Linked DNA regions of Homo sapiens: all the other regions are linked to region 2. The links are chromatin loops, found by intact Hi-C in ENCODE. Cell type or tissue: OCI-LY7. All regions are shown on one strand. Each heading gives the region's core, and the rest is flanking DNA. Links, peaks and the distances in the headings are about the cores only. Region 1 has its middle 25 kb from the start of COBLL1. Region 2 overlaps COBLL1 (cordon-bleu WH2 repeat protein like 1). Region 3 overlaps COBLL1 (cordon-bleu WH2 repeat protein like 1).

Region 1 (10,618 bases), core at 2,225-7,224, 110 kb after region 2:
ATTTTTGATGATCTTCTAAAATGCTTGGGTATGATGAAAATGTCTCAATTATCTATGTCTCCATTATCTCTGTGAAATGGAAGTTGGTTACTTTGGTTAAGGTTAAAATTCGTATTGGTGATTGAAATGTTACTAAAAGCAACTGTGGCAGAGAGCTATGATTGTAAATCAAGATAATGCAATATGTTTTAGTTGATAAAAGGAGAGGCGAAAGTAGTATTATCCTAAGGTAAAATGTCTGGTTGTTCTAAAGTATGAAAAAAGGTAGTAAAAAATAAATGTGAATAGATATAGACAATTGCTGAAGGTTTGTAGAAAGTGAATTTTAGTTGCTTTGGTTTATAATTACCTGCAAATGATAAGTCTAAAAGGAAGAATTATAATGTGTTAAATTTTTGGCAAATTTGTTCAGGTTTGATGGTCCTATTCATAAGATAATTTTAAAGTAGCTGCTTATGAATGAGCCTCTGTCAAATATTACATTTACGTAAAACTAGAATTTGGTTTACTCTCTCTTAAAATTGCAGGTAAGTCTTAGAGAATTCCATCTGCTCTTAAGAAGAGGTAGTAAAATGTTACTCTGTGTAATCTGCTCACAGAACAGGGATTCTGTCTCACCTTAATAATTTTTAATAATTTGTGGTAGTGTGTTTGTTTCATGTCCTTGATTATTCACAAACAAAATAAAATTTCCTGACTTCTAATTTAAAATATCTTATTGCCACTTTGATTAATAGGTAGCCAATCAGAACCATTCACTGTTCTCAGGCATCTGTGAGTCTTTCATAAGTGACCAGATATCTACTGATAACTCCATGATTTTACCTACCTAAGATCACATCCTACAATGTAAGAAGTATTATTTTCAATATATATTTTATGTCTAAACTATTTTTGGAATTTCCCAGGGCCATGGGCAATTCCAAAATTTTTTTCTTTTACTTCATAAAACAGGAAGATGTAAATAATTGAGTTATATGTTATATTCTATATTTCTTAAATAGCTGCACACTATTGTAAAATCTGCATGGGAATAGTTGTCATATCAAAGAGAATCTCTACCTTCCCTAAATACTATCAATGTAATTATGTTATACTTATGTTATTAATAAAAATATTTCATTGATTATACTCTTTACTGATACCTCAAGATACAGACTATGGGTATAGAATATGGTATAGAATATGGATCTTAAGTGTCACCACTTAGACAACTCTCAGACTGAGTCAGGATTTTAGGTACTCTCTTTTTAGTCCTGCAGACAACCTCAAGAAAGCAAACTGCTGACCTAATACCTAAGATTTAAAGAGTAGGAAAATCTAATTGTTGTTATTATGTTTAGTGTTCTTTTTTCTAATGGGTACCTTACAAACCCCTCCCGCCTTTTTTCTGAATCTCTCCTTAACTCTTGATATAGTAGACTATACTTTTGCAAATGAAAATGAAACACTCTTTAAATGGTAACTTATTTTCCCTGAAGCTTCAGAATTGAGGAATAGAGTACTTTCCGGAGTCTTTCTGATCTTTTGTTATGGCAATATAGTTAATTGTACAGGCTCAATAAAAATCTGTCCTTCTTTTTACCAGGACATAGACAAACTGATAATGCAACCAAGACCATTCTTGGAAGTGTTATATATGAGAATAAATCTTATTTCATCAGTTCTGACGAGACCACCATGAAGCAACAAAGGTTGCACTTTGTAGATGAAATCTATGCCCATAGAACAGTCCCAGAAAAATAGTCGCCGATATGCATTTGAGATCTTATAGGCTATAAATACCATTACTTCTTAACAGGCCAGAAACTTCACTGTATTTTAGGGACCTTGAGCAGAAAACAACATACTCAAATTTATAGATATTATAGGTAAAATCTGTTGAGATGAGTATCTTGGTTTGGTTTCCTAGATTCAGACTAAAACAGCCAACGAGCAATTCTGAAAAACTTGGAATAATAAATCTAGTAAAATGTAATTTGAGGTTCTTTGTGAAATTTTCATAAAGAAAATTCATAAAGAAACTTCAGGCTAGAAGTTAATTTTCTAGCCTGGGTAGTTGTTCAACATTATATGGCTCTAGATATGCCGACCTTAGCAAGGAGGTTAATTAATACTTTGTGCCACAATCATATGGCAAGATAAAATGAGACCAGTCTTCTTTTATTTTCAAAAATAATCTTTGGGGATTTGTTGTTGTTTGTATAGTTGTGACCTTAAGTAAATTGGAAAATATTTTATGCCCACTGAAAAGAACAAGTTTTTGATATCTAGACTAGTGGTTGTTGGGATTTCTGCCCTTGGAACCAGGTTTAACATTCTGTTTCCCTCATTAATGAGCTAAATAAATCTTTGACACATGTTTATTCTACATTTGTTTTAGTCAGTTTTTCAACTTTTTGAAAATGATACATTATCACAAACATAATGAAATTCAGTTTAGGTTTCATATCTAACTTTTAATAACTTGATTGTAATTAATAATTTTTAACTTTGGAATTTTACTATAACATAATGATTGTTTAACTTTGTTTTTGAGCTATTAATTTTTACAATCTTAAAGGAAACACTTCACTGTAATTTGTTGATTACATTGCTCTTGGTCTTAGAAATTTCTGTAATGTTAAATGAGATGGAAAGATTATATTTCTCTAATTCAACTGGTTAATTATTACTCTGTTTGAACATAAAAGCCACCAGATCTATTTCTTGATTATTTATTTCCTTACTTGTCTTGACCTTGCAAGAGTATTTTCCAGTTATTGAATTCATTGCTAGCACTAATATTTGAATTCACTTCTAGTCATTTTTACATTAAAGAAACCACAGAGAATATGTTTTTTGAGTATGATGTACTACAATTTAGGAGCAACTGTAATTGGGCAAGTGAGAACTGGTCACTAGAAGAAAGGGAGCAAATATCAATGATCAAGTATAAAATGCAGTGACTAGGAGCAACAGGCAGAGAATAGTATTAGCAGTGAGACGAAAATTTTTATAAATTATTTTAATGGGGCAAATTAACCATTTTTAGTAAATTGCACGTGGTAAAAACAACAAAATATGTATTTTTCTTACTTTACCTTTGGATTTCTCATAGAATGTCTTTAATTTTGATGTATACATTGCAACCAGTTACAGTATTTTAAATGACTGGAATACCTAGACCAAATTTTGCTAAATGGTATTTTAAAAATTCTTGCCTGTTTGTTGTGTAGAGAATTTTTGTAAGATGGATAGAGTAGTTGTTTTTGATTAGTTAATAGGTCTTCATGACCATCTTTCCCAGTGAGTCTTATACTCCAACTTTTAATCTAAGTAATTGCTATGGCATTAGCTTAATTGCTCAGCCGGGAAACTCTATCAGTGACTGTCAAACAAAAACAACAACAGGATATAACTCCTTATTTTTATTTCAAAAATAGTAATTAGATTCACCAACAGCTGTACTAAATTCCTTTATTACATGACCAATGCAAAAACTGAGATCCTGTTATAGATTATATGGAACTAGTCTTTCCCAGACGAACATGCAGTTAAAGAAAAAAATTAACATTAAATTAAAGGAAGAAGTATTACATTTGCATTCAGAAGTATTACATTTATTAAGAGATGTCCTGATTCATTCTTTTTACCTAAAGTCACATGGAAATGCTTCAGGGTATCAGTTCCCACCTTGAGTATTGGTTGACTGAATGATTAATATGGAGAAAAGTCTGTCCTAAATTTATCTGGAACCATGGAAGAAGAAAGTAGGCTATGTGTATATTTTTTCCTACATTTATGTTTTCGTATTTAATATACACCTGAGTATGTTGACAGCCAACATTTCAGTCACTATAAAAGCTTATTTTTCCTGTCTATATATCTTTTCTCAGACTAGTAGACTCTAGTAGAAATTGTTCTGTTTCTGTATTAATCAATGTGAGTAGCACATGAGGACTCGATTAGTTAGCTTGATCTGGAATGGATCATAGTACTTTAATCTATAATTGTTTATGCTAGATTTAGTGGCAATGTATATGCTATAGTTGTAGGGTAGAAAATTCACTCATTATACAGATGTGTAAAGAATGTGTGGATTTTTATTTATCTATAACTAATCCAATTTTTTTGATAATTCAGTCAGTGGGGGACTGAAAGTGGCACCACTCACCATCAACCCTAGTGATCCACTAGCAAAATTTTTGCTTCCTGTTCCCGTGACATTATGTTCTGCTGGTCTAGAGGTCTTAGTTCCAGGGGGAGGAATGCTGCCACCAGGAGACACAATTACGATTCCATTAAATTGGAAGTTAAGACTGCCACCTGGACACTTTTGGCTCCTTCTACCTTGAAGTCAATAGGCTAAGCAGGGGATTACAATGTTGGCAGGGGTGATTGACCCAGACTATCAAGATGAAATCAGTCTACTACTCTACAATGGAGGTAAGGAAGAGTCTGCATGGAATACAGGAGATCCATTAGGGTGTCTCTTAGTATTACCATGCCCTGTGATTAAGGTCAATGGGAAACTACAACAGCCCAATCCAGTCAGGACTACAGATGACCCAGACCCTTCAAGAAAGAAACATGACCTGCTAAGGTGCTTGCTTAAGGCAAAGGGAATACAGAATGGGTAGTGGAAGAAGGTAGTCATCAAAACCAGCTACAACCTCATGACCAGCTGCAGAAACGGGAACTGTAACTGTCATGAGTATTTCCTCCTTCTTTTGTTAAAAACATGTTTGCATGTATACACTTGTACTAAGAAAATATCTTCATTTTACTTCCTTTCTCCTTTGTCATGGGACATAAGATTTATTGACTTCACATCAGCATTTGAGTATTGTTAACTTTATGTAATAGTATTTGTGTTGGGGATTGGTGCGTTTCCAGTTGTACAAAGATAGTTGTATTATGTTAGGCATAATTATGACCTTATTATTGTCTTTATTTGAAGATTATGTATGATCTCAGGAGGTGTGTATGGGTTGACAAGTGGTGGACTTGTGATGGTTAATACTGAGTGTCAACTTGATTGGATTGAAGGATGCAAAGTATTGATCCTGGGTGTGTCTGTGAGGGTGTTGCCAAAGGAGATTAACATTTGAGTCAGTGGGCTGGGGAAGACAGAGTCACCCTTAATCTGGGTGGCCACAATCTAATCAGCTGCCAGTGTAGCTAGAATATAAGCAGGCAGAAAAATGTGAAAAGGAGAGACTGGCCTAGCCTCCCAGCCTAAATCTTTCTCCTGTGCTGGATGCTTCCTGCCTTCAAACAATGGACTCCAAATTCTGCAGTTTTGGAGCTCAGACTGGCTCTCCTTGCTACTCAGCCTGCATATGGCCTATTAAGGGATCTTGTGATCATGTGAGTTAATACTTAATAAACTCTCCTTTATATGTATGTAAAGGAGATATATATATATATATATATATATATACACACACACATACATACACACACACACACACACCACATCCCTTCACTGCCTCCCCATTGTTATAATATATATTATATATATGTATTCCATGAGTTCTGTTCCTCTAGAGAACCCTGACTTAATACAGGGGGTAATTGGGGTAAGGGTTAAAATTTCAATTTGCCAATTCAAGGTATATCAATTTCTTAAGTTTAGACAGTTTTTCTAGTTAAGACAACCTGATTGGGTAAACATTTAGTCAATTCCAAATTCAACTCGTTATTAGGACTTTGTCCTGTGCCTGCCTCCCTTATAAGAGGGCAACTCGATGGGAAGCATAAGATTCTCATTGGAGGAGAGAGTGCCTCATGATGGTCTTCATGCAGATCCAGCTCATGGATTTGCAACTGTTGATGTCTATTAACTTGTGCTCACTCTAGTTCGGTTCTTGAGTGTTTTGCTGGTGTGTATGAATGAAATCTATGGCTAGGAAATTGCGGTATGTTCATCTTAAGTCAGAACCTAATTGTTTTTCCATAACTACGTCCTATCTTACTTAATCCTAGTTTGCACTACAGATCCTGCATTTGTTCTGGTGTGTCTCCCCCTTGCTCCCAAGTTTGGGTGCCCTTTTGGAAATCTTTAGCTATAGGAGGACTTTGACCTCCTCTTGCAACCATGTTGGGTGAGCACCCAACTAGTTTTTGAAATACTAGTAGTGCCTGCTTGTTATGGACAGGAATTTTTGGGTCCCTTTTATGCTATGTGTAGTCTTTGTGGAGTCACAAATACTGCTGGAGGAGGAATCACATCCCTTCACTGCCTCCCCACTGTGTTTAACCACATCCCTTCACTGCCTCCCCACTGTTATAATCCTCCTTTCTCTCCCTGTATCAGTGTGAAGTTTATTTCATAGCAACCTACTCCCAGGATACCAAGTGGAACATGGGACAAATATTTTCCATTTTTGGCTCCTTTCTCCACCTAGTATTCCATCCTCCCATGATTTTAACCCTGAGGAGTATAGGCAGAATATAAGATATGTCTGAAAGGCTGTTTTCTCTGCCTCTGTTTTTACTTCCCAATATCACCTCTCCTGAAAGGGAAAGACTTTCTGCTCCTTATTCCTCTTTGAAATAACTTGCTGATGTGAGATCATGGGTTTCCTTTTCTCTGTGGTCTGTAATGAAACCCTGCCATTCAATTTGTTTGGCATTGTTCTTAATATATTAATCAGAAATAAACTTAGAAAATGTTTTGTTTCAAAACATTCTGATACAGAAGCTTATTGACTATCGGTGAACTCAAAAATTACATTTGGTTGTCAAAAGCTGAATGTTTTACTTTTTCACATCTTTGCTGTAATTGTCATAGCTACCCTAGAGACATATGGATGCCTCTGAAACTGTTTGTTTATTTTTTCACTCAGCAAAATCTTACTGAGCAGATTTTATGTGCTTGGCACAGTTTCAGGTGTTTGCATGCTAGTGGCAGAGGCAAGCAATAAGCAATAGAGTTAAGGAAAGTATTAGAAAGTGATAAATGCCAAGTTGAAGAATATAGGAGGGAAGGGCAATTGGAAGTGTTGGGGGGAGTTGTGCTATTCTCGATGGGGTAAAGACCTCACTGAGAACATGACTTTTGAGAAAAATCTTAAGAAATGAAAGGAGTTAATCATCCTGTATCTGGAGGGAGACCATTTTAGGCAGAGAAAAATCACAAGTTCAAAGGCTTAAAGGTAGGAAATGTGTCTGCTTGGAACAAGAAAGGCGCAGATGAGTTCAGACAGGTAACCAGGAAGGCTTTTCACAAAGTGTCCCAGGGGATAGAACATCTAGTCAACCAGAGGGGTGGCTGGCTTATTACATCCATTGATTGTTTCTGTCATGTTTTTTCTTTCACTCCCCTGTCCCTAACTCCCGTTTACTGAGATCATACTTCTAAATTAACCACTTTCACTTAATTAAGCCTTTGTCGTAGACTCTGCTTCATGGAGAATCCAGGCAAAAGTTTTTCTTTGTTTGTGTTTGCTTTTGTTTCTCTATCTTCTGCCATTTCAGTGGCACAGAGGTACCTGATCAATCCTTAGCATTCAGAAGATTTTCTGGTAAATGACAGACACTCAATAAATATGTGTTGAATTTAATTGAAAGTAATTTGGTTCTCCAATTCTAAGTTCAGGACTAGCAATTTGGAACTGCAGTGCCAAAGCACAACTATGAAAATCACACATTACCTCATAGGTCATTGAACTAAACTATAAGGAGTCCAAGTTATATGACATATAGAGTAGGGTTAAAGGGCTTCTGTTCAGGAGGAAGACTGGGTTATGTGTCACTTGCTACCTGTGTAAATTTGGAAGATTCCTGAACCTCTCTGTGCTGTAATTTTCTCATCTCTAAAATGGGAATAATAATAACCCAAAAATCAAATTATTGTTGTGAGTACTAAATGAATGAACATGTAGGATGTATATGGCATGTAGTAAGTACAATATACATGTTTGCTATAATAATAATCATTATTGATTCCTGCCATAGCATCATGGAGACCCAGAATCAAATTAAAATAAGTGAATATTGACAGATTTCAAAGAAATCTAATTAAAGTCTTCCTACCATTTTCTTATACTTACATTGTTTGTAGTTACAAGTAATATTTGCCTTAATAAATAGTTATACAGTATATAAATAAAGGTCTACAACCTATTCCATTGCCACCGCCCAGCCAAAGTTCTATTTTATTCAAACACAAGTTATTTTGCTAATGTCAGCCTAATTTATAAATGCATTAACCCATTCATGATAAATGTTAAAAATTTCATCATACACTAGCTTCTCCTTGAGTCTCAATGTAAGATGGTAACAGCAATTTGTTTTGCTACTAAGCTTCTGGACAAAATATCAAAAAGTCTCATAATCCTGAAATTTCATCATTTGTGAAGCTGGGATTTCCATGCCTATCCCACCATGTTCAGGGGAGAATTAAATGTTATAATTGTTCATGAAGGGTCTTAGCACAGACTCTGGCATGTAGGCAAAGATCAATAGCACTAATTGGAATAGACGCTAATTGGAATAGCACTAATTGGAATCCCATCCATATCCCACACTTCTCTGATCTTGGTGCTGTGATTTTTTAAAGAAAAAACCAGGCCAGGCACGGTGGCTCATGCCTGTAATCCCAGCACTTTGGGAGGCAGAGGAGGGTAGATCACGAGGTCAAGAGTTCAAGACCAGCCTGGCCAAGATGGTGAAACTCCATTTCTATTAAAAACACAAAAATTAGCCAGGCATGGTGGCAGGCACCTGTAATCCCAGCTACTGGGGAGGCTGAGGCAGGATAATCGCTTGAACCTGGGTGGCAGAGGTTGCAGTGAGCTGAGATCGCGCCACTGCACTCCAGCCTGGGCCATAGAGTGAGACTCTGACTCAAAAGAAAAAAAGAAAAACCCAAACACAAAGTTTTAGCCTTAAAAATATCTCATTAGAACTTGGCAAATGGAACTCACTTTTGAAAATAAATGTTCCAGAGATGGGTGTTAGACATTGAAAGCTTTTTTTTTTTTTTTTTCGAGATAGCAGCCTCAACCTTAAGTGAATCTCCTGTCTTATCCTCCCAAGTAGCTGGCACTATAGGCACACCCCACCATGTCTGGCTAATTATTTTATTTTATTTTATTTTGTAGAGACAGGGGTCTTGCTATGTTGCCCAGGCTGGTCTTGAACTCCTGGACACAAACAATCCTTCTGCCTCAACCTCTCAAACACTGGGATTATAGACATGAGCCTCTGTGCTAAGATGAAGGCTTTTCATCAGCCGTAAAAACACTAGTTGGCTGGGCACCGTGGCTCATGCCTGTAATCCCAGCACTTTGGGAGGCAGAGGTGGGTGGACCACTTGAGGTCAGCAGTTCGAAACTAGCCCGACCAATATGGTGAAACCCCGTCTCTACTAAAAATACAAAAATTATCTGGGCATGGTGGCAGGCGTCTGTAGTCCCAGCTACTCGGGAGGCTGAGGCAGGAAAATCGCTTGAATCTGGGAGGCAGAGGTTGCAGTGAGCCGAGATTGTGCCACTGCACTCCAGCCTGGGCGACAGAGGGAGACTCTGTCACAAAAAAAAAAAAAAAGAAAGAAAGAAAAAGAAAAAGAAAACCCTAGTTACAGAGTTATTTCAGCTGCATTTCAATTTGTAATTTAATTTAGTAGGTCATAATGGGAACTATTAAAAGCAACCTAATCCAAGTTCTTTGAATTCTTTTAAGTTGGCATTAGGTTCTGAGCAAATAGGTTTATTAAGCAAGCTGCTTGGAAGGCATGGTATCTTGATTCAGACATTAACCTGTGTTTTGCAAACTTTAACATTATAATACATGCTGAGTGTGACTTCTAAGTTAATAAAAATAAGGTAATAAATGGAACACTAGACTTAGTGTTAAAAAATTAATTTCTAACTGCATGACCTTGACTTAACCCCTACCTTTAAAGTCTATATAATATGTGGTTATGGGAATGTGGTTATAGACTATGGATATACTATAACAGATATATACTATTACTTTTATTGGTACTTATGCCAATGAACTCTACAAGGAAAGTCCTATATACATTATATACATTTAAGACACTATTACTTCAGCTGTTGGAAATCTCAGAGTGAGAGTCAAGGACTTAGCAGAGTACTTCCGTGAAGCTGAAGGAGGAAAGAGAACTGGTTAGTGTTATTTCAGATAGCTGCCAACGTGAGGATGCACCACTAAGAGGCCTTTGCTATTATAAGGCTATTTATGAATATCCTTATATGCCCCACTTAGCACTTTTACTGCTTCTAAGGTGTCATACGTTCATGGGATCTTGCAACTTCACAGGTAATAAAATTCCGAAAGATGAGAAAAACATGATGTTCATTCATTCAGCCCTCTAATATGAATTTATTTATAACCACTTTGACTTCTGACACTATTTAGTCCTAATCATATATTATATGTGAGATAATCTAGCATAATAAAATTGTGTCTTTTTACATCAATGCTAATTGAGTGCCTTAGGCAGAACAAGTACAAAATTAATTGCTATAATAAATCCTTGTGACTTCATTTAGGGGAGAAATGATTATGTGTAAGGTAAACCAAAGTACTGAAAGAAAACATAACATTTTAAAAAGAGGTTTTTGAGGCTTAAAATGAGTGGACATTTTACTGAAATATTTTA
Region 2 (10,618 bases), core at 3,291-8,290:
CCTCTAGCATGTAGAGTATGGCAGAAAGAGTAAAGACGTAGCCAAGTGACTAGCACAATGCAGGAGTGAAATACCCCAGGGTACCTTGTGCATAGTTTCCAAAGTACATCACCTTATCCACCAGAAAAATTTTTTGAGTCAAAAACCATTAACATAATTTTGCCATTTTTGATTAGTACATTACCTTCTGCATAGTATGTTCAATTAATTCTTAAAGAATGAATCTACTTAAATATAGTTTCATTAGGTTGATTTTTTGTTGTTATACCTCTCTCAAATCTTCCCCTTTTACTACTTTTAAGGAACATAGCAATTATGTAAAGTGGGCCACAGGACACAATAGAACCTCTTTGTATCATTAGACCTTTGAGAATAAGGTTAGCATGAGTAGATGAAGCTTTATTGTAATTTAGTTGTCATATACCCAGAAAGACATAACCTGCTCTGTGTTCTAACTCATGTAATAAAAGGGTCATGTAGGTAATGACAGGATTCTTTAAATTTAATTTAGCTCGCAACTCAAAAGCTGTTATTTCTTAAATGAAATTAGATAGTTCACTTGCTTCTAAATGCCCTTTTAAATTCATGTAAACAAATGGACAGTATTTATCATCCTGCCATACTTTTCATGTATATATAAAAAATCACTATGCTGTGCAAGGGTGGTTCCCAAATACATCTTAGAAGTTGTTCTGCCTCATGCTTAGTTATCATTTCAGACCTTTAATAGACATAGGGCCAGCTTTTGTTCACCTTACTCTAAATACATTCTATACATATAGTACACACATACAAATGTGTGAGTATACATACGTGCGTATAGTGTGTATATGGCAGCATGAGAGAGAGAGAGAGAATGAGGGAGGGAGGGAGGGAGAGAGAGAGAGAGAGCAAGAGTGAGGGAATGTGCTAGTGAGCACCATGAGCACTTATTTTCCTTTGGCTTTCACTAGAGGTCTATTCCAAATTCACTTGCCAAGTAACTTTTCCTGAAGCAACTCTTATTCTCCTATTCTAAGCAGATATGTACTCCAGTAGAAAACATATGACTCCTAAAAATACTTGTGGTGAGGAAAAGTTTAATATTCACTATGATAGCCAGTTACTGAGATGCTAAGTAACATAATTCTCTCTCTCCATTCCCCCTCTACTCATCATCTTCAGGTAATTTCCAGGGAAATTTCTTTAACATTTAGTAATATCCTAATAATATTTTCAATTCCAAAACCCTGGTTTCTATTTTTTGTTTTGCTTATAATATCTAAAATAGTTAAAAAATGGCAAAATATATTTTTATAAAAGTTGATAGAGTAATAGTTTATTCCTAAGCAGCATCTCTAAGTCAATAAACTTATTCTAGTATCTATAAATTTAAAATAAGTGCTTTAGATAATCGTTGTATAACTTGGCCTTCACTGTTTTTGGTGGGGACATGTGGGCGATACGGCAGGGAGAAAACAAAAATATCTAGCTCACTAAATACATACAGTGTAATCTTCCAGTGACAACATTAATGCATTCCAGAAAGGCACAGGGTAATAAAAAAAGATACACACTTGCAAAAAGGAAAAAAAATCTACATACTAATCACCAAGAGTTATTGATAAAAATCAAGATTCAGAGTCAGAGATCGTGGTTTGTGTCTGGGTCTGCACAAATTAGTTATTAGGTCATTTGATCTCACTGGAACTTGAATTGCAAAACTGGAATAACACTTCCTGCCTCTCAAGGTTGCTGAGAGGGTTAAATGGGTAAGGTATATTCATTGTCTAGCACAATGGTTCTCAAACTTGGTTGCACAATGGACCCACCTACATTTAAGAAAATACTGAGGCCTAGGTGTCACTTTCAGAGATTCTGATTTAATTGGTTTGTGAGGATTTTTAAAAATCTCCCCAAGAGATTCTAAAGTGCAGCCAATTTTGAGAACCACCGGTCTCATATAATGCCTAGCACACTATTAAGTATTCAGTTAGACTTAATGATATACCTTCATTGGAACTTTATAAACTCTAATACACACATAAAGGCTTCTACCTAGTTCAATCACATTTATGTAAATAAATGTTCAATAAATGTTTATGTAAATAAATGTTCAAAAAATAAATGTTCAATCACATTTATTCACTCAGGATCAGTGAATAAAACATATCTTAAAAGTAGTCCATAAGTTTAATAATAAGTGTTTCAAATTTAAATCCCTGTTACATTTTTGTTTCCTTTTATCAAAGAGGAAAATTCCTCATGAAAGAAACAAAAATGATCTTTTACTTTATATTTTTTACTGAGATACAATTTACATAAGAAAATGCACAAATAGAAGTGAATAGAATTTTACATATATACACACACACCTCTCTCTGTCTGGGTTTCTCTCTCAAGGAGTCACCAACACAGACCAAGATATGGGATGGGAAAATATAACTACAAAGTAAAAATTAAATATTAGACCAGGCGTGGTGGTTCATGTCTACAGTTTCAGCTACTTGGGAGCCTGAGGTGGTAGGATCACCTGATCCTGGGAGGTCAAGGCTAGAGTGAGCCAAGATCATGCCACTGCACTCCAGCCTGGGTGACAGTGAGACTCTGTCTCAAAAAATAATAATAATAATAATAAAATATTAAATTTCTTATATATGTCCCATAAATAAGAAATTTCAGTTTGTCTCTGGGTTTTCCTAAATATCTTACAGGGGATGTTTACTTTTTGAACAGTTATGAAAGTCAAACTTTCTTAACAAGAAAAGGGAACAAGATGAGAAAAACATCTTGGGGAAAAATATGAGAAAAACCTTCAGCAGAAATAGCTATATCAAAGGAGGAGATATAAAATTAATGTAAACAAACGAGCGATTTGAGAAAACAGACTTAAAAGAAATATCTACAATGAGTCACAAGACAGTCAACAACATTTACTGGGCACCCACTGTGTACTTAGTGCTATATAAAGAAATTGTGAGCAGATTAAAGAAATACCATATGAGGCCCTCAGATACCAATAACTTAAAAATGGAATAAGTCCAACTAAACAATGGCAAAGATGTCCTAAATGCACTCTAGGAAAAAACTCTACATTAACTGAATGCTTATCTAGTTGCAGAAACTATGCCAAATGTTTTATATATATAATCCCCTAACAAATACTACCCTTTTTTGAATAGAACCCTAAAATAATTCATAAACATTTATAGAAATGACCAAATAACTTCTCTCAATAACAAACCCAAACCACAAAACCATGTCCCAATGCTCACTTATGATTCCAGTCATTCTTGCACAACTTTCTGCCCATACAAGTGTCAGCAGCAGCTGGACTCAACATCATCTACTGAAAGCTTCCTTTGCACTTGTGTTTGTTGCCTTGCAAGCAACATATATGGGAGAATCACTGTGGTTTAGAAAAATTAGTCCAAAAAAGGTCATAAAAATGTGACTGACACTACAATTAAATTTTTTTTAATGATTAACAAAAATATGAGAAGAGAGAACTATGTGAAACTCTGACCTCTTTTTTCTTTGGCACATAGAAATTAAGTATAAAAGGCCTTATTACAAATATATATTTCTACTTTAAAAAGGTTAAATTATTATTCAAAAAATTTGAAGAAAAAGTTACTCATTAAAAACAAAATTATCTGTGGATTTTTTAAAATTTTACTATACTTGCTCTCTGAAGCAATAAATATAGAAAAAAAAGTTCTCCACCAAAGGAAGTTAAAAAGTTTTAGTTGATTTTTTTTTTAAATTTCAAACACACACTAGGTTAGAAACCTAGCATTTAAAACATTAAATGTGAGAGTTATAATTATTAAAATATATGCACATACACATATTAAAGAGTGGGAATGCATGTCAGCCAAGCAAGCCCACTGGTAGATCAGCCAACCAAACAATAAAACCAAAAGTTGCTTTCAAGTCACAATGTGAATAACATACTCTCAAATATGAACTTGGGTAAATATTAAACATCGTTGAGTTATCAGACTCTGTTAAAATTTTAAATTCATGTTGGGGTAAACCTATCATTCACCACATACTGATAAAGAAAACTCCCTGAAATAAATTTGCCAAAATAATTTTCCTAGTTACAGGTTTTGACAAATACTAGCTAAAAGAACTATTTGGACATAGTATCTCAAACAGAGTTTAGAAATACTAAAATCAAAAGTAGCACATTATTCAAAAATTACCTTAAATTGGATCTAAATTTAAAACATAAACTTAAAAAATTTATAGATAAAAACATAAGAAAAAAATCTTTGGGAACAAAAGTTAGGCCATAGGATTAGCTATGACATCAAAGGCACAATCCATAGATTTAGTATACATATATGTATATAAAAAAATTTGACTTCATCAAAAATTAAAAACTTCTGTTCTGTGAAAGACCCTATTAAGGGGATGAAAACGCAAGCCACAGACTGGGAGAAAATATTTGCAAGTCACATATTCAGCAAAAAGACATATCTAGCATATACAAAGAACTCTCTAAACTCCATAGCAAGAAACAATCCAGCCATGAGATGGAAAAAGGTGTAAACTCGTTACCAACGAGGGTACACGAATGGCAAATAGACACACAAAAATAGGTTTAACAACATTATCTATTAGGAAAATGCAAATTAAAGCTATGATGATCTACCACTACACACCTAAATTTTAAAATACTGGTAATACCAAGTACAGACAAGAAAGTGGAGAAACTGGCTCTCTCATATGTGGCTTGTATAATGTGAATGCAAAACGGTGAAGGCCACTCTGGGAAGCAATTTGGCACTGCCATATAGAACTAAACATACACATAACGTATGACCCAGTAATCTACTCCTAGGTATTTGCACAAGAGTAGTGAAAACTTATATTCACAAAAACCTCTACATGAATGTTTCTGGCTGCTTTCTTCATAAAGACCCAAACTGGAAACAACCCAAATGTGCTCCCATGGGAGAAACAATAAAAAACTATGATGCATCCATACAACAGAAAACTACTCAGCAATAAAAATCAGCAAAGTTTTGATACATTCAACTCGGATGGATCTCAAGGGTACTAGGCTGACTGAAAAAAGACAGTCTCAAGGAGTTACATACTGTATGGTTCTGCTTACGTAAGAGTCTCAAAGGGACAAACTTCAGGTCACAGAAAACAGATCAATGGCAGCCAAATTTGGAGGCATGATGAGACTATTAAGGGTTAACATGAGGGAGTTTCTTTGTGGTGGTGAAGAGTTCTGTACTCTGATAAAGAATGGTGCAGTTACATAAATCTACACATGTGGCAAAGTTTCATAGAACTATAAACCTAAATCAACAAACATAATGATTATAGAATGCATGTAAAAAGCTGATGAAATCAGAATAAGGTCTGTACCTGTGTTAATAGCATTAGTATCGATGTCACTTCCTTGGTTTTGACAACATACTACCATTATATATGATATTATTATTGGGGGAAAGCTAGAAGAAGGGCACAGAGAAACTTTCTGCACTATTTCTGTAACTTCTTTCAAAGAAAACTAGTAAAAAAATAAAAGTTACAATAAAAATATATCTAAGGTAGTGATTCTCAAAATTTGGTAGATATTAGAATCACCTATGGAACTTGTTTATAACACATGTTGGCTTCAGTTCGTACCTATTTAAAGTAAACCTGTATACAGGGTCCAGGTAATATACGCTGATAATCTAGCACATTACAGTTTGAAACCACCGAACTAAAATAAAGGCAAAGATATTGGAAAAAATGATGATCCCCATCAATAACTGTTGTTCTATTTAATGGCTAATTACTAAAGAAGTCCTACCCACACAAGACCTCATTCCCAGATTATATAACTGAGTCAAGAAGCTGTCACAGATACAGCAAAAGACATGCAATGATGTTATGGATCTATTTAATAATGCAAATACTGGCCAGGCACGGTGGCTCATGCCTGTAATCCCAGCACTTTGGGAGGCCAAGGCGGGTGGATCGCCTGAGGTCGGGAGTTCGAAACCAGCCTGACCTACATGGAGAAACCCTGTCTCTACTAAAAATACAAAATTAGCTGGGCATGGCGGCACATACCTGTAATACTAGCTACTCGGGAGGCTGAGGCAGGAGAATCACTTGAAGCTGGGAAGCAGAGGTTGCAGTGAGCCAAGCTCGCATCATTGCACTCGAGCCTGAGTAACAAGAGCGAAAGAGCCAAGCTCGCATCATTGCACTCGAGCCTGGGTAACAAGAGTGAAACTCCATCTCAAAAAAAAAAAAAATGCAAATGCTGTTAGTCATAACACATCTGATAATACAGAAGTGAAAACACTGACATAAGAAAAAAAACCCATGCTGTGAAAACAAAGGTGTGTAGAGAAAATATATCCTCAATAAGACACAGGCGTCACATATTTAAAATGTCTATTATAGGCCTTTATCTATGCTTTTATATGAAATAATTATTGTTGGCAAATCATAAACAAAAATAAGCATCGAGGCACTTGATTTAAAAGTTTCCTTTGTTCGATATAATTCATGAAAAGATCAACCTAAATATTACTCCATATACAACACAGTAAGAGTTAAAACCCAAGAAGTTTCCAAATCTTCACTCAAATTCTCTCCTAACAGGATGTCCACAGGAACATACAGGTATACAATTTTCACATTTATATTAGGCAGCTCTATGCCAAGTACCTACCAGGCCCTTTTCACCTTTTCTCAGCAAAGAATGAATCACAGTTTTTCCACTATCTCCCTGCCATCTCATAAGAGAAGTAGCAATGCAACTAGAGAATAAATCAAGTCTTAGATCATCATTTCTGAAAGGCTGCTAATCTCTAACTTAAACCGTTCCTATAACCTCTGAAATGCTAGCTCATTTGCTCTTCACTCTGTGGAAAAATAAGTTCTTTTGGATGAAAAATTATGGTCATTATGTGATTATGCTCAAATAGTTCAGCTGATTAATACTAGCCTCAAGTGAATCCATAATTATAGGCTTAATCCTTCCTTATAGGGCTATTTAACCTGACCATGCTCTTTGGCCACAGGTGACAGTGCCAACCACTGAGCTAGAAAAAAAGTGAGTATCACTGGGCAAAATAAAAGTCAACTGAGCATGTGTGTTTGAAGGAGGACAAGTCTATGACAACTCAAAGTACTTTCAATGTAAGTTTGGCCAGTAGTAGCATCTACTGTACCACAGATGAAATAATCCAATATACAGTGTCCTGAACTAACCAGGAGAGGTAGTGGGGAACTAGAAAAGAGTGCTGGATTACAAGACAGTATACTTCAGTTCTAGTATCAATCCAACATATACTGAGCTGTGTCTCAGCTGTCTCGTTTAATCAATATATCAAATGTATAGTGTATTATACGAGAACAAACTAGCTAGCCTGGTAAAAGCATCTGATCATCTTAAATCACTTGCATTATTAAAAACAGCATAAGGTAAGTGTGAACAAACTATGGCCTACAGGCCAAGTTAAGCCTATCATCCTTTTTTTTTTTTTTTTTTGAGACGCAGTCTTGCTCTGTCACCCAGGCTGGAGTGCAGTGGTGCGATCTCGACTCACTGCAAGCTCCGCCTCCAGGGTTCAGGCCATTCTCCTGCCTCAGCCTCCCGAGTAGCTGGGACTACAGGCGCCTGGCACCACGCCCGGCTAATTTTTTGTATTTTTAGTAGAGACGGGGTTTCACCATATTAGCAAGGATGGTCTCTATCTCTTGACCTTGTGCTCCGCCTGCCTCGGCCTCCCAAAGTGCCAGGATTACAGGCTAGAGCCACTGCGCCTGCCCGCCTATCATCCTTTTTTAAAAAAATAAAGGTTTGCTGGAACATGAACATGCTCATTTGTTTACATATAATCTATGAGTGCTTTCACACAATAACAGAGTTGAGTGGTTGTGACAGAGACCTTAGAGCCTGCAAAGTCTAAAATGTTTACTGTCTCGCCATTTATAGGAAAAGCTCACTGATTCCTGGCATAAAGGGTCACATTTCCAATAAAGTCACCGTACAATTTTAAAATCCTTAGTTTTATGCAAAAATATACTTCGTACGTATCAGGTTTGAAAAAAATGTCTTTTTTCTTTTTTTTTTGTTTGAGAAAAAAATGTAAAAAATTTGTCAACACACACTATAGGTATGGTTGGGAAAAGAAGCACTCTCATACCTTGCTGGTGGGAGACCAAAATGGAGGAATTTTCCCTATAGAGAAATATTTAGCAATAACTAACACAATCAAATACGTAGTTACCCTTTGGCCCAATAATCCTACTACCAGGAAGTTATCCCAAAGACACACCAGCTTATGGCTTATGCGAAAGGTTAGTTCTTGCAGCATTTTTGAAAACAAAAGACTAGAAACAAACCAAATATCCATGAAGTATAGACTATATCAAATTATGGTACATCCACTTGATAAAGTATTATGCAATCATGAAAAGGAATGAAAAAGATCGCACACATTCATGACTGGAATATATTATCAAATGACATAAAGAAAATAAGTGCTTTTAGTATACTATCTTTCGATAAAAAGTAGATGGGGTTCTATATGGAATATAATAGAAACAATGTCAAGATAAAAATAAAAATGATTACGTGGGAGAAAAGGAATAGGGATGAAAGTTAGATCTCTACAAATGTATCTTAAAATTTTGCCTTTAAAGATTAAATGTTTTTAAATAACAGCTTTTCTTTTTCTTTATGTTTGAGACAGGGTCTCGCTCTATCATCCAGGCTGGAGTGCAGGGGCGTAACTGTGGCTTACTGCAGCCACGACCTATTGGCTCAAGAGATCCTCCTGCCTCAGCCTCCAGAGTAGCTGAGACTACAGGCATGTGCCACCACATCTGGCTAATTTTTTTGTTTGTTTAGTAGAGACAGGGTCTCACTATGTTTATCAGAGTGGTCTTGAACTGTTGGCCTCAAACAACCCTCCTGCCTTGGCCTCTCAAAGTGTTGGGATTACCAGGCGTGAGCCACCACACCCAGCTAGCTTTTCTTTTTTATATGCTTCTAGTGTGATATATTCTAAAGACAAAAACACTAAAAATTTTAAAACTGTAACCAGTTGTCTTACTATTAGTAGTAATTTTAACAAATATTATTTTGAAACTATAGTATTTCATATAATTGTAAAATAAATATCTAAATGTATACTGCTAGGAGTCCATATTTTCTGAATAAGAGATAAACATAAAATTGGAGTTAAATAAAAATGCTATAACTTTAGATTTGATTGAATATATTAGTATGAACATGATTTTCTTCTTTCAAAAATGCATATTATCCAGCTGTCCACTTGAACGTCATCACCCAGTAGCAAAGAGCATGTAGTTATGGTCTGAAAATATATTTCCCACCAAAGGAATCAGGGTTCCTTGAAAAAATGACTGAGTCCAGGTGTGGGCCAAAAAAGCATATGAGACTTTTTGGGCAAACAGAATGTTCTAGGATCAGAGAGGTTATCACAGACTATGGAGGTCATGGCAAAATGACTCAGCAGGCAACTGGAAGGGCCTCTTTCTGGCCCAAGATGGGATAATTTTAACACTAAAAGAATGACTACATTGTATTGAAACATAACATTTATTTTAAAAATCCATGAGTTATTAATAATAAAAACTAAATAGTCATTATGAAGGCTGCTAAGGTAGGACATCTCTTAGTACCCTGAAAATTTAGGGAAAGAATCAATCAAGCATTTATACTGCCTGAAATACAGTTCATACAGAAATATAACATTTGATGAACAAGGGTTTCCTTTAAAGAATTCTAGATAATAAAATACAGAAGGAATAAAATAATTAGAAAATTATTGGTTTCAATATTTGCTCAAAAAACAGTATTAAGCAACCATTCATCAATGAACTCTAAGCCATGAGGTGAGAATTTAACTGGGAACATAATAAATGGATCAGATGGACACCACCTGAATCCACTTTTCAAATTTAGCATCACTAAATACTGGACAGACATCATGCGCTTCATGACACGTTGCAATGGAATGCATACAGTACCACATATGAAGTACTCTTATCTAATACATTTAATATGACTCTAACCAAAAAATTAAGTAGATCAAAAAACAATATAAACACAACCACAAGAATGTAGTTAGCAAGATCCTGAATTTGCAACAGTCTGCAAGATCAATAATCCAATTTAACTAACGAATCAAAATGTAGGAACAAAGAGAAGGGAGTGGGAAAGAACCCATATAGAATGAGAGACTTAAGTGATATAACCACCAAATGTTAGATACGCTAATGCCATAAAAGGTATTTTTTTAAATTTCCTTATCTGTTACGATATATAACAAAATATGAGTAAAATGGCTATGTGTGGATTTTCTTGAGACGAATAAAAGGGAAAAAGTGGAGAAAGCTAAAGCAAAATTGGCAAAGCGTTTGTGACATTTAAAGCTCGGTGAAAGGTGAGTAATGAATACTCTCACCTTTTGTGTTTGAAAATTACTAATGTTTTTACAAAAAAAAATCTTATGCTCTATGGTATATATGAACAAAACAATAATTGAAACACACAGAAACAAAAGAAATTACTAAAGCTAATCAAAAATACATTTAGGAATATTGACCTCCTAAATGAAGGTCGCTTTTGCCTTTTCAT
Region 3 (10,618 bases), core at 2,964-7,963, 67 kb after region 2:
AAGTCTAATGAGATGAACTAATCTCAGGGAAAATTTCAATATGGGTAGAGAGAAGGTATATACACATTTACATGCTCCACAGTCATGTAAGCTCTCTGAAAAGATTATATTATATTATTATTATTATTATTATTATTATTATTATTATTATTATTATTATTTTGGAGACAGAGTCTCACCCTGTTGCCCAGGCTGCAGTGCAGTGGTGCAATCTCAGCTCACTTGCAACCTCCACCTCCCAGGTTCAAGCGATTCTCGTGCCTCAGCCTCCCAAGTACTGGGATTACAGGCATGCACCACCACACCTGGCTAATTTTTGTATATTTAGGAGAGACGGAATATTGCCATGTTGGCCGGGCTGGTGAAAAGTTTTATTAAGACATCTTATGAACCAAACATAAATTCATCCAAGGAACAACAAAAAAAAAGTATTTGAAATTGCATAATAAGTGGCATTTCAGAGATTTGGACTTTCCTTATTTTAAAACAGTGAGAGTATTGTTTACACTGCCCTGGTGGTTGTTCAAAGATGTGTATTTTTAATAAGATTCAATCATGTTTTCATTACGAGCAGTTACATTACTCCGTAAGTATAATTTCCATATACTGTATAGTAATATTTTCAATACAATTGGCTGCTAGTGACCAGCACAGTATCTGACGCATTGTTTATTTAACAAATACTTACTGAAAATCAACAAACTGTTGATTCAAGACTTCTTTTTCTTCTTAGAATGGGTTATTGATTAAATGGCTTCAAACCCAATCCTCTACAACTAATCTAACTCTCCCTGTTAAATCGATCCCTGTCCACAGGCCCAGTTTCTTCACCCTTCAAGGAGACTGCAAACTTCCAAACCTCTTACCCTCCTTCACCGCAGCAAAGATTAATAACCAGAACTCCTCATGTGTCCAAGCTTCTCCAGTACAGCCTGGTGAGCACCAAGGCTATACTTGAATAATTGCATACCCCTGAACTAAGTGTATAATTATACACGCAGACACCTAACTTACCAACTCATTCTCATAGATGACTTCTCGTTTTTTCCCCTGAGAACATCCCCTCTCTGGCATGTCTCTCCCATGATTGCCAATCACAGGGGATCTTATACATCTTATACAGATTTCTCAAAAATTTGTGATGGCTTTTACTGTTTCTAGCTGTGTAACAATCCCTGGGGTTGGTATCCTCACTGCTGCAGGATCTGTAACCTTTCAGTTCTGGAATCACCTTCACCCAAACGGAAAACTTTCACATCTAATGATTTCATTGGAAACTGCAGAAATGTTCAACAGGTGAAAGGTTGAAAAAAATGCAGAACACACATACACACACGGTTTGCTATGCAAATATTTCAAAACACATTTTTAAATGAGTTTCAAATAATTAAAATAGCCTATAATATAATCCTGAAGAAAAAGGAATATATAAATAGTATACACAGTTAAAAGCCTAAATCCTTATTAAATAGTCTAGGGCCGGGCGCAGTGGCTCATGCCTGTAATCCCAGCACTTTGGGAGGCCAAGGCTGGTGGATCACCTGAGGTCAGAAGTTCGAGACCAGCCTGATCAACATGGAGAAACCAAGTCTCTATTAAAAATAAAAAATTATCTGGGCATGGTGGTGTATGCCTGTAATCCCAGCTACTTGGGAGGCTGAGACGGGAGAATTGCTTGAACCTGGGAGGTGGAGGTTGCAGTAAGCGGAGATCTCACCATTGCACTCCAGCCTGGGCAACAGAGTGAGACTCTGTCCCAAAAAAGAAAAAAAAAAAAAAGTCTAGAAGGATGCAATCTATCCATAGCATTATCTAAAATATATCTGAAAAAACAATGATTTCAAGATATTTATTTGGGATAAATAAATTGGGAAAGCGTTACTTATTAAGTTTCCATTTTGAAAGTCCATTATGCACGTTCACATATTAAAATCTCTGGGAAAGTCTGGAGAGAAGAAAACAGTTTAACAGTTTTAACTTTTTAAAACCTACACTTTCCCAAAGTTATGTGACCATGGGAGTTGTTTTTACAGACAGCATGTTAAATTATAAATCAGAATACATCTTAAGAAAGGCTGAAATGCAAGTCAATTGTGTTATTTATCTCTAGGTGGCTTGCAAAATTATTTTTCTTTACATGTTCCTATTGCTTTCAAACATTCTGTGACAAGCATGTTTATTTTGTAATTGGAAAAATATTAAAAATACAAAAAAAAGTGTTCAGTTCCATTTAAGATCACTCTTGCTATTTCTTATCTTACTGGCTTTGTCAGTAAAGCCAGTCTACAAGTTGTCTATAAGTTGTCAAAAAGCAAAGTGGTCAAGCAAATAGATTCCAAATGACATCTGGATTCCAGGCTCATATCTACCACTGCCTGGCCACATGACCCCAGACAAGTCATACCTTAAGCTGCAGTTTCCTCTTCTGTACAATCTGGATAACATCTACATCTACTGGATGTGGGTTGGATGTGACCATTAAATATAGCAACATGTCATGCATTTAGCACAGTACCTGGTGAATCATAAATGCTCATTGCTTGCATAACCAGAGTCCTGTAAGCCACTGGTCACTGTTCTTAAATTACTGTGACCCTGATACTTTTAATTAGTGGAAATTTGAATAAATTTACAAATATTCATTCAATCTCTGAAGCAATTAAGGCTCCATATTATTTTATATACTACTTGTGAAACATATTTATTATAAGGTAAATTTACCAGGAGCACCCTGATGCTTAAGAAACTTTCCAAGTGCAGAGTTTATGCATGGTTATAATTTATTCTACCTGAAAATTTCCATTACGTTTACTTAGGAAAAAAAATAGATCTTAATTATGTTGAGATTTTGATAGCAGCCAATTGCATTGAAAATATTGCTGTACAGTACATGGAAATTATAGAACAAAATCACTTTCTTCTTACATCAAAACTTAACCTGCAAGAAAATTTTTTAAAGTTTCTATATTACAACAAGCAGCGAATCCAGAAAAAAATACAAATCAATAAATCCATTTGACTGTATTTACTCTATTAAAAGCTTTTAGTCAAGGGTGCGTGAGGCTAATTTTCAGACTATGCCATCATGCTGCCACCATAGCTGAAAGAGTTACAGCTTTAAACAACCTGAAACAAATGCCACTCACTCTTATCCCCTGTACTAAGTGATGTGGTTGCAGTCATCCTGAGAGATGGAGGAGTCAGAAGTTATAGATTCCTCTTGCTCTTTTCAATAACTGAAGTCAGCTTCTTGACAGTTTTACAGCATTTGTGGTAAAGTATAATACCTCAATTTCTTGTTTACAGGAGGTAGGAAATCTGATTTTAATCCATGTGTAAAAAAAGTATATTCAATATATGATAACCTATGATTAGAATGGGTGTCTCAAGTTCCTACCTCCTCTTTGAGTAATGATGCTCGTGTATGACTTTACCATAGAAAATTTTCAGTCACTGCATATCAGTCTTAACAAAATCAAAGAAATGCAGTTAGAGTTACTTTCATCTTACATAAGAGAAAAGTGAAATATTCACCAGAATGGTGAAGCGAGGAAGTTACAATCACCTTGGTAGCATATTCCTAATCTCAGTGGGGGCATTTTTCTCCTCTAAAAGGGAATGTGATTTTCATTGAGATTAGTACACATTTTGCATTCAATGTGCCAAGAACAAGTTCCCTGCATCTGGCACAAGAAGTTTCACAGTGGACTTATGAACTTTCTAACCAACTTCATCCTCCACTTCCTGGGAGAGGCAAATGAGAACAGGGAGTGTACTGTCCTTCACTGGTTTCAAAATAGTACAATAATGATGTCCACATCACAGTCGCCTGTTTTCTAGCAATGTAGATAATATTTAAGATTTCACAAACATAAGCCAAATGCCTGGCATATACTGGTATTATTTTCACACTTTCATTCTGTATTACTATCCTCTTCCACAATAGAAGAAACTGTGGGTTAGAGAGGGGAAACAGTGCCTAAAGCCAGTAAGTGGCAGAGCACAGATGGAGGTCCAGGTCCTGTCTCCAAGCTCACTCTACAGTAGCTGCCTGCCAAGTGCTGCTATCTGACTTCCTGCTGGACCAGTTTTATTTGAAACCAAAACTAATGCTGTTAAATGCCAGAGTGCCAAGTGCACTGTTTCATTGCATCAGACAACTGTAAGGCAGCCGGCAGAGTTAAATGTAGAGTATTAGGCTTACTTAAAATGTTTTATGGAATACTTGATCCCATTAAATGATCATTTCTTTAAAGTTTTTTGTCTTTGTTTCGTTTTTTTTTTTGTTTCTCTCTCTTTTTTGTTTTGTTTTGTGGGTTTTTTGTTTTTTGTTTGTTTGTTTGTTTGAGACAGGGTCTCGCTCTATCACCCAGGCTAGAGTGCAGTGGCATGATTTTGGCTCACTGCAACCTCCACCTCCCTGGTTCAAGAGACTCTCGCTCCAGAGCCTCCAGAGTAGCTGAGATTACAGGCATGCACTACCATGCCTGGTTATTTTGTATTTTTAGTAGAGACGGGGATTCCCCATGCTGGCCAGGCTGGTCTCGAACTCCTGAACTCAAGTGATCCACCCACCTCGGCCTCCCAAAGTGCTGGGATTGCAGGCATAAGCCATCATGCCCGGCCCATTTCTTTAAGGTTTTTCTCATGGTAAATTCTGGCTTAGAATTTCATCTTATATGGGAATAATGTAAAATGTCGATTTGTTGCCAAAAACATTTATTTTTTTAAAAAGGACAAATGTGATTTCTACCATAATATTTGCAGTTTTGTAACCATTTTGAAGAGTAACACTCAAAAAACACCGGGAAGAAAGAATAAAAGAATACTCATACTTGTTTTTCTTTCCTATGTGCCCACATGACAATTGGATTTCTTGCATTTCTGAGACCTCTAAATTCTCATCTTTTCTTTCATGAGCTAGAAGAAAACACCTTCCATTATTTGGTCTTATTCTTCAGCTCATTATTGTTCACATCAAAAGACTAATGTCCTCTACCAAGTGAAGTCTGGAATCAAAATAGCAAGGCAATTGACAATTTAGATTTCAGGGTGTTGACACAAATGAGTATGAATTCTTATGTACTAGTCACACAATTAATGACTATTTCACTCTCAAACGTACAACCTGTTCTATAAATAAAATAGCACTCTGCTGTAATTATTCAAATGGGGATATTTAGGTTGTAAAAAATAATATACCCTTTATGTCTTGTTAAACAACCTTGCCCGTGATGGACAAAGTTTTTGGTTTCTCTAGATATAAAATGAAAATGTTATTCAGAATTTTCACTTATATAGTACTCTTAATGAAATGCACATTTCTTTCAAAAATACTATGGCAGGGAATAATCCTAAATGAGAAGCTCAAACCAAGAATGGAATTTTATAATAGAGTGCTGAGAGGTATAAAATAGTAATTTTAATGGTGTGGTATTTAATGGTGTCTTAATAACAATTCGTTGGTTAATGGCTATAAAAATGAATATTAATTACTCGGTTCAATACTCTGCATAACTGAGCTCCTATCGTTCCAATGGACAAGTAATTTGTCTCCATCTCCAACACTGACTTTTTGCTTGAGTTCACACAAACTCAAATACCACCTATCCAATAACTGATCATTGTTTCTAGGTATATGTGGAAATGATATTAAACCCTGCAAGTTACACAAAAGAAGGAATAAAGAATATGGCCTTTTCCTTTTAGGGTTTCACAACAAATTGTAAACTGCATAAAGGTTATTAAAATGACAACTCAATAGCAAAGGGTGAGTGAGGGGAATAAACCTAAATATCTATCAATAGGAGACTGGTTATATAAATTAAAATTCATCCCTACAAAGATATAATACATAGCTAGAAAAAAAATAAAGCTCTTTATGTAATAAAATGGAATAATTACAAAGTAGATTGTTAAGTAAAAAAGCAACGTATGAAGCAGCACTCACTGTGTATAAAAAAGGGAGAAATTATATACGTACACCCACTTGCTCATGAATATAAGGAGATGCACTAACCATACAGTAGCCACTACACACATCAGGCTCTCAAGCAACTGAGACGTGGCCAGCGTGACTAAGAAACTGACATTTTAACGGAATTAATTTACATTTCAAATCTGACTTGGCATAAAATATTTTTTTGTTAAAGACAACTTTATTGTTTTGAAAGACTTAGAATCATATAACCATGTGTCATGTAATATGTTACTTACATTAATTTTTTAATGTGGCTCCTAAAATATTTAAAATTGCATTTGTGGCTTATAGTTCCATTGGACGGTGCTAGTTTAGAATGCTACCAGGATTCAAAAGAACTCATAACACTGATTGCCTCTGTGAAGGAAGTGGGTGACAGGAACCAAGATGCTAGAAGGAGATGTCTCACCATTTTGTCATTTTTCTCTTTTGCTTTTTGTGACATTTGAATATGTTGCCTATTAGAAAAATAACGAATAAATAACATGACCCATAAATACCACTGGAAAGAACTGTCATCAGCACAACCATCAGTTTAATTTTGGATGAAATATTTTCCCCCACAATCAGATATGGTACTTTTGAAGGGGTTATATATAGTCTTTGGCAGAAAACACTTCATAATAACCTAAGATCACAGAAGTGCTCCACAAACAGTACCCGAGTTACAAAGTGAATACAAGCGATCACAGCCTTCAAACTGCTTGTTTAGTGGCAATACAGTCCAGCATTAACACAGCAGCCTCTTCTTCTACCATCAGAAACTGTTCTGCTTTTATTTTCCCACTCACTAAATATATTTTGCTTGTTTTCTTCTTTCATCTTCATCCACATCCCCAAATAAAAACACAATTATTCTTACATTTCCATTTAGCAAAGCATGCATCTACTTAGCTAACTAAAGCAAAAAAATAAAAATAAAATTCTCCCCTTGAAGAGAACTCCATGAAATTTAATTTTTTTCCATGAAGCAGTAGTGTAAATACATAAGCAGATCACAAAGGGCAAAGGGAAAAGAAGGAAATATATATCATATACACAACTGAAAAATAATATATTTAAATACAAATGAAATATCAAATTGTATATGAACAGGGGGTATTACCCCAAATCTCCCAGATTTTCCAGTTTTATTTTGAATATAAATACTTTAAAATTTTTTTCTTGAGATAGCCAATTATAGAGCTTCAGATGCATATACAATGAAAACTATTTAATTAGCAGTGTCAAATTTCAGAAGCTGGCTGGTTCCCTAAGGTTTAAGAATAAAGGCATCTCCCTTCTCAAATCCTAAATGGTCTCCTCCTTTTCTTGCACTCCTTCCACTTCCATAAGAATGTTTGACATAGGTCCATATTGGTGTGACATAGATCCACATTCTGAAAAAAAGAGAGTCCTAGGGCCATGGTGATAATGGGTACAAAACCATCCACAATGGTTCAGCCACTGAGTGGCAACTAAGCAGAGACGAGTTCCTCAGTATAAGTAGTAGTAAAAGATGCTGACCATGGAATTAAATCATTTCACTGTACTACTCACTCCCTGCTTCCTAAACTGTACTTCTTGGTGCCCCAAGGCTATTCCTTTAATACCATTGGTATTTGTGGTACCTTTGTGTTCAAACCCTTCCAAATATCCATGGGATGCCAGAAAGTCGGTCTCTACCTTACCTACGCTTTACAGTAATATATGGAAACTGTGAATGTCCCAAATCCAAGACATTCAAATCCCCCATTGCTATCAACAAAAAAGAATGGATTTGGGTGATCAAAAATTGTAGTACATATTCAAAATCCTCAGATAATTTTTAGAACTGCCACTAACTCAAACATGCATAACCTTAGTGTACTAAATGATACACAAAAAATGAAAATCTCAAAGTGTTGCACCCCACATATATATACGAATCTTGAATTTGATTAGAAAGCTATAAAAATTCTCCTAAATTTAAGATTATACTACTTATAACCATGTAACTAAATTAGCATTGGAAATATATTTCTAGATTTCACAAGAATACGAGCACAAACTTCAGGACTATATTTTCTTAGCATCATCTAAGAGTGAATTTACGACATACTTCTACATAGAATCACAGACATACAGTATGAATTACTCTGGAATATTGTTCGTTTCAGATCAGATTATATTTCAAAATGATGTATGGTAAAGTGAAGTAAACTAGAAGGTGGAATAGATTCTAGATATAAAATTCATCCCAATTCAAATGTGAGAGGAAAAATGAGTATATTTCCTCTTTTCAGATTACTAGCATTAAATATTTTTCATTCAATCAAAGTCAAATCTCACTTTCCTAAAGGGAGGAACAAAGTTCATAGGTAATAATCACAATAAAGCTTACCCACTTTCAGAGAAAGAGGAAACTGAAAAGACTGATATCATAGGATCACAAGCATTTAAAATTTTGTTTTATTTTTGGCAGGGCACAGTGGCTCATGCCTATAATCCCAGCATTTTGGGAGGCCAAGGCGGGTGGTTCACCCAAGTTCAGGAGTTCGAGATTAGCCTGGCCAACATGTGAAACACCATCTCTACTAAAAATACAAAAATTAGCCAGGCATGGTGGCTCATGCCTGTAGTCCCAGCTACTCGGAAGGTTGAGACAGGAGAATCACCTGAACCTGGGAGGCAGAGGTTACAGTGAACTGAGATCAAGCCACTGCACTTCAGCCTGGGCAACAGAGTGGGAGTCTGTCTCAAAAAATAATAATAAAAATAAAAATAAATTTTAACATTTAAAATTTTATTAAATTTTATTTTAAATTTTATTTAAATTATCTAGTAGGGATCATTTAAATTTTACTTAAGTTATCTAGTAGAATAAATATTTAAATAATATTTAAATATTCTTTTCAGCTGCTGATGTTTTTTTCTACCACTTTCAGCTTTGCTCTCCTGAAGCACAGAAAAAATATTTTTTTTTGCTTTAAGTTAAAGCACCTAGCTGCCATCTGGAAATGGGGAACAACACATTTTATGTGGGAGCAAGAGACAGGAAGAACCCACTCCCACAGTGTAGCAGGACAGTTTGCTGAGGAGTCTGCCACCAATAACTGAATCACGGATACCTGAGAATTATGGGAGCTGCCACAGACCAGGAAATACAGGTATTGTCCTATAAGACAGTGACCCTGTCTCTTTCCTAATTCTGTTAAAGCAGTAATACAGCAAGTGACTATCAGGCATAAAAAAAAGAGAAAGAGTTGCTCTACCCTCGGACACTTCCATTTTGTGTGTAACTTGCATTCATCTTAGCACAAAGGAGAAAATGAATTCAATGACTCCTGTAATTATCTTGATTACAGTTAACTGGCCTAGAAACTGTGGCACAGCCAATCAGGTCTGGGAATGGTAGGATAGTAGTCATTTTCCTGTTTAGCAGCTCAATTTCCTGTTTTTCCAGCACATCTCAATCAATACACAACTGTAGTAGCTATTAAAACTTTGGCTTCAGCCCCCGCTACTCCCCTTGGGCTCATCTAATACTTCCTCGCTTCCATTTCTCCAGAAATAGTACATGTGCATGTGCATGAAGGCAGATTCGAGAGATGGAATCCTCAAGGAATGTCGATAAATGTCTCACCTAGATTTGAGCATCTTAACTCTACTTCCTTAAAAATATATGTTGTTGTAATTACAGAAGCTATGATGTAAAGCTTTACTTTAGGCTATAAGGTAAAATGGTGTATTTAATTTTTAAAAATATACCAGAATACCTACCAATTACTTGGTGTTAATCCCTCAAATTAATCACACTGAGAAACAATGTAATTTTTCTAATGATTAATATTATTTTAAAGACATATTCTGATGCCTTAGCATTCGATCCTATTTAAAGTCAACCTACACATCATATTTAAAAAAATCAGATTTTATAAGTACAGCCATATTTTGAACCCAAACTACTATATAACTCAGCTTCTTATTCAACCACATTTCAGAGGCTTGCTTCTGAAACACTTTGGCTATTTTCAAATATGTGGTATTTTTACACCTTTATGTACAAAGGAATTTTCTACAAGTCTGAAGTCATTACAAAAGAAAACCTCTGTCCTATTAAACCATACTTTTAAAAAATAATAATTGTTTATATTACTCCTGCAGCTCTGATTTCAATTGAGGAATTAAAAACTACAAATGGCCCAACAAATGGCTCACACCTGTAATCCCAGCACTTTGACAGGCCGAGGCGGGCGGATCACCTGAGGACGGGAGTTTCAGACCAGCCTGACCAACAAGGAGAAACCCCGTCTCTACTAAAAATACAAAATTAGCCGGGTATGGTGGCGCATGCCTGTAATCCCAGCTACTCGAGAGGTTGAGGTAGGAGAATTGCTTGAAACCGGGAGAGGGAGGTTGTGGTGAGCCGAGATAGCGCCATTGCACTCCAGCCTGGTCAACAAGAGTGAAACTCCATCTCAAAAACAAAAAAAACAAAAAACAGAACACTACAAACCCGGCACGGTGGCTCATGCCTGTAATCCCAGCACTTTAGGAGGCTGAGGCGAGTGAGGCGAGAGGATCTCTTGAGGCCAGGAGTTTGAGACCAGCTGGACAACATCTCTCCAAAAAGTACAAAAATTAGCTGGGCATGGTGGCACATGCCTGTAATTCCAG

The links. Peaks named below come from ENCODE experiments on the same cell type or tissue, not always from the same donor. Only the 100,000 strongest peaks of a DNase experiment are listed, where the experiment ranks them.
Region 1: a loop joins it to region 2, with 6 times the contacts of the local background. A loop is called at or near these places in 2 of 110 quality-filtered maps.
Region 3: a loop joins it to region 2, with 2.1 times the contacts of the local background. A loop is called at or near these places in 8 of 110 quality-filtered maps.

The regions. Positions count from the first base shown.
Region 1 is chr2:164,861,937-164,872,554 of GRCh38, forward strand. No RefSeq gene overlaps it. Among named protein-coding and RNA genes, the nearest start is that of COBLL1, 25 kb to the left of the region's middle. In OCI-LY7, for the core only: no CTCF peak of the experiment used is centred there; a DNase peak (open chromatin) is centred at 4,665; H3K27ac peaks cover 1,208 bases.
Region 2 is chr2:164,755,217-164,765,834 of GRCh38, forward strand. The region is part of intron 2 of COBLL1 (cordon-bleu WH2 repeat protein like 1); the gene reads right to left. Among named protein-coding and RNA genes, the nearest start is that of SNORA70F, 73 kb to the left of the region's middle. In OCI-LY7, for the core only: no CTCF peak of the experiment used is centred there; DNase peaks (open chromatin) are centred at 3,315 and 6,215; H3K4me3 peaks cover 3,865 bases; H3K27ac peaks cover 3,634 bases.
Region 3 is chr2:164,822,623-164,833,240 of GRCh38, forward strand. All of the region lies in intron 2 of COBLL1 (cordon-bleu WH2 repeat protein like 1), which reads right to left. Among named protein-coding and RNA genes, the nearest start is that of COBLL1, 14 kb to the right of the region's middle. In OCI-LY7, for the core only: no CTCF peak of the experiment used is centred there; no DNase peak of the experiment used is centred there.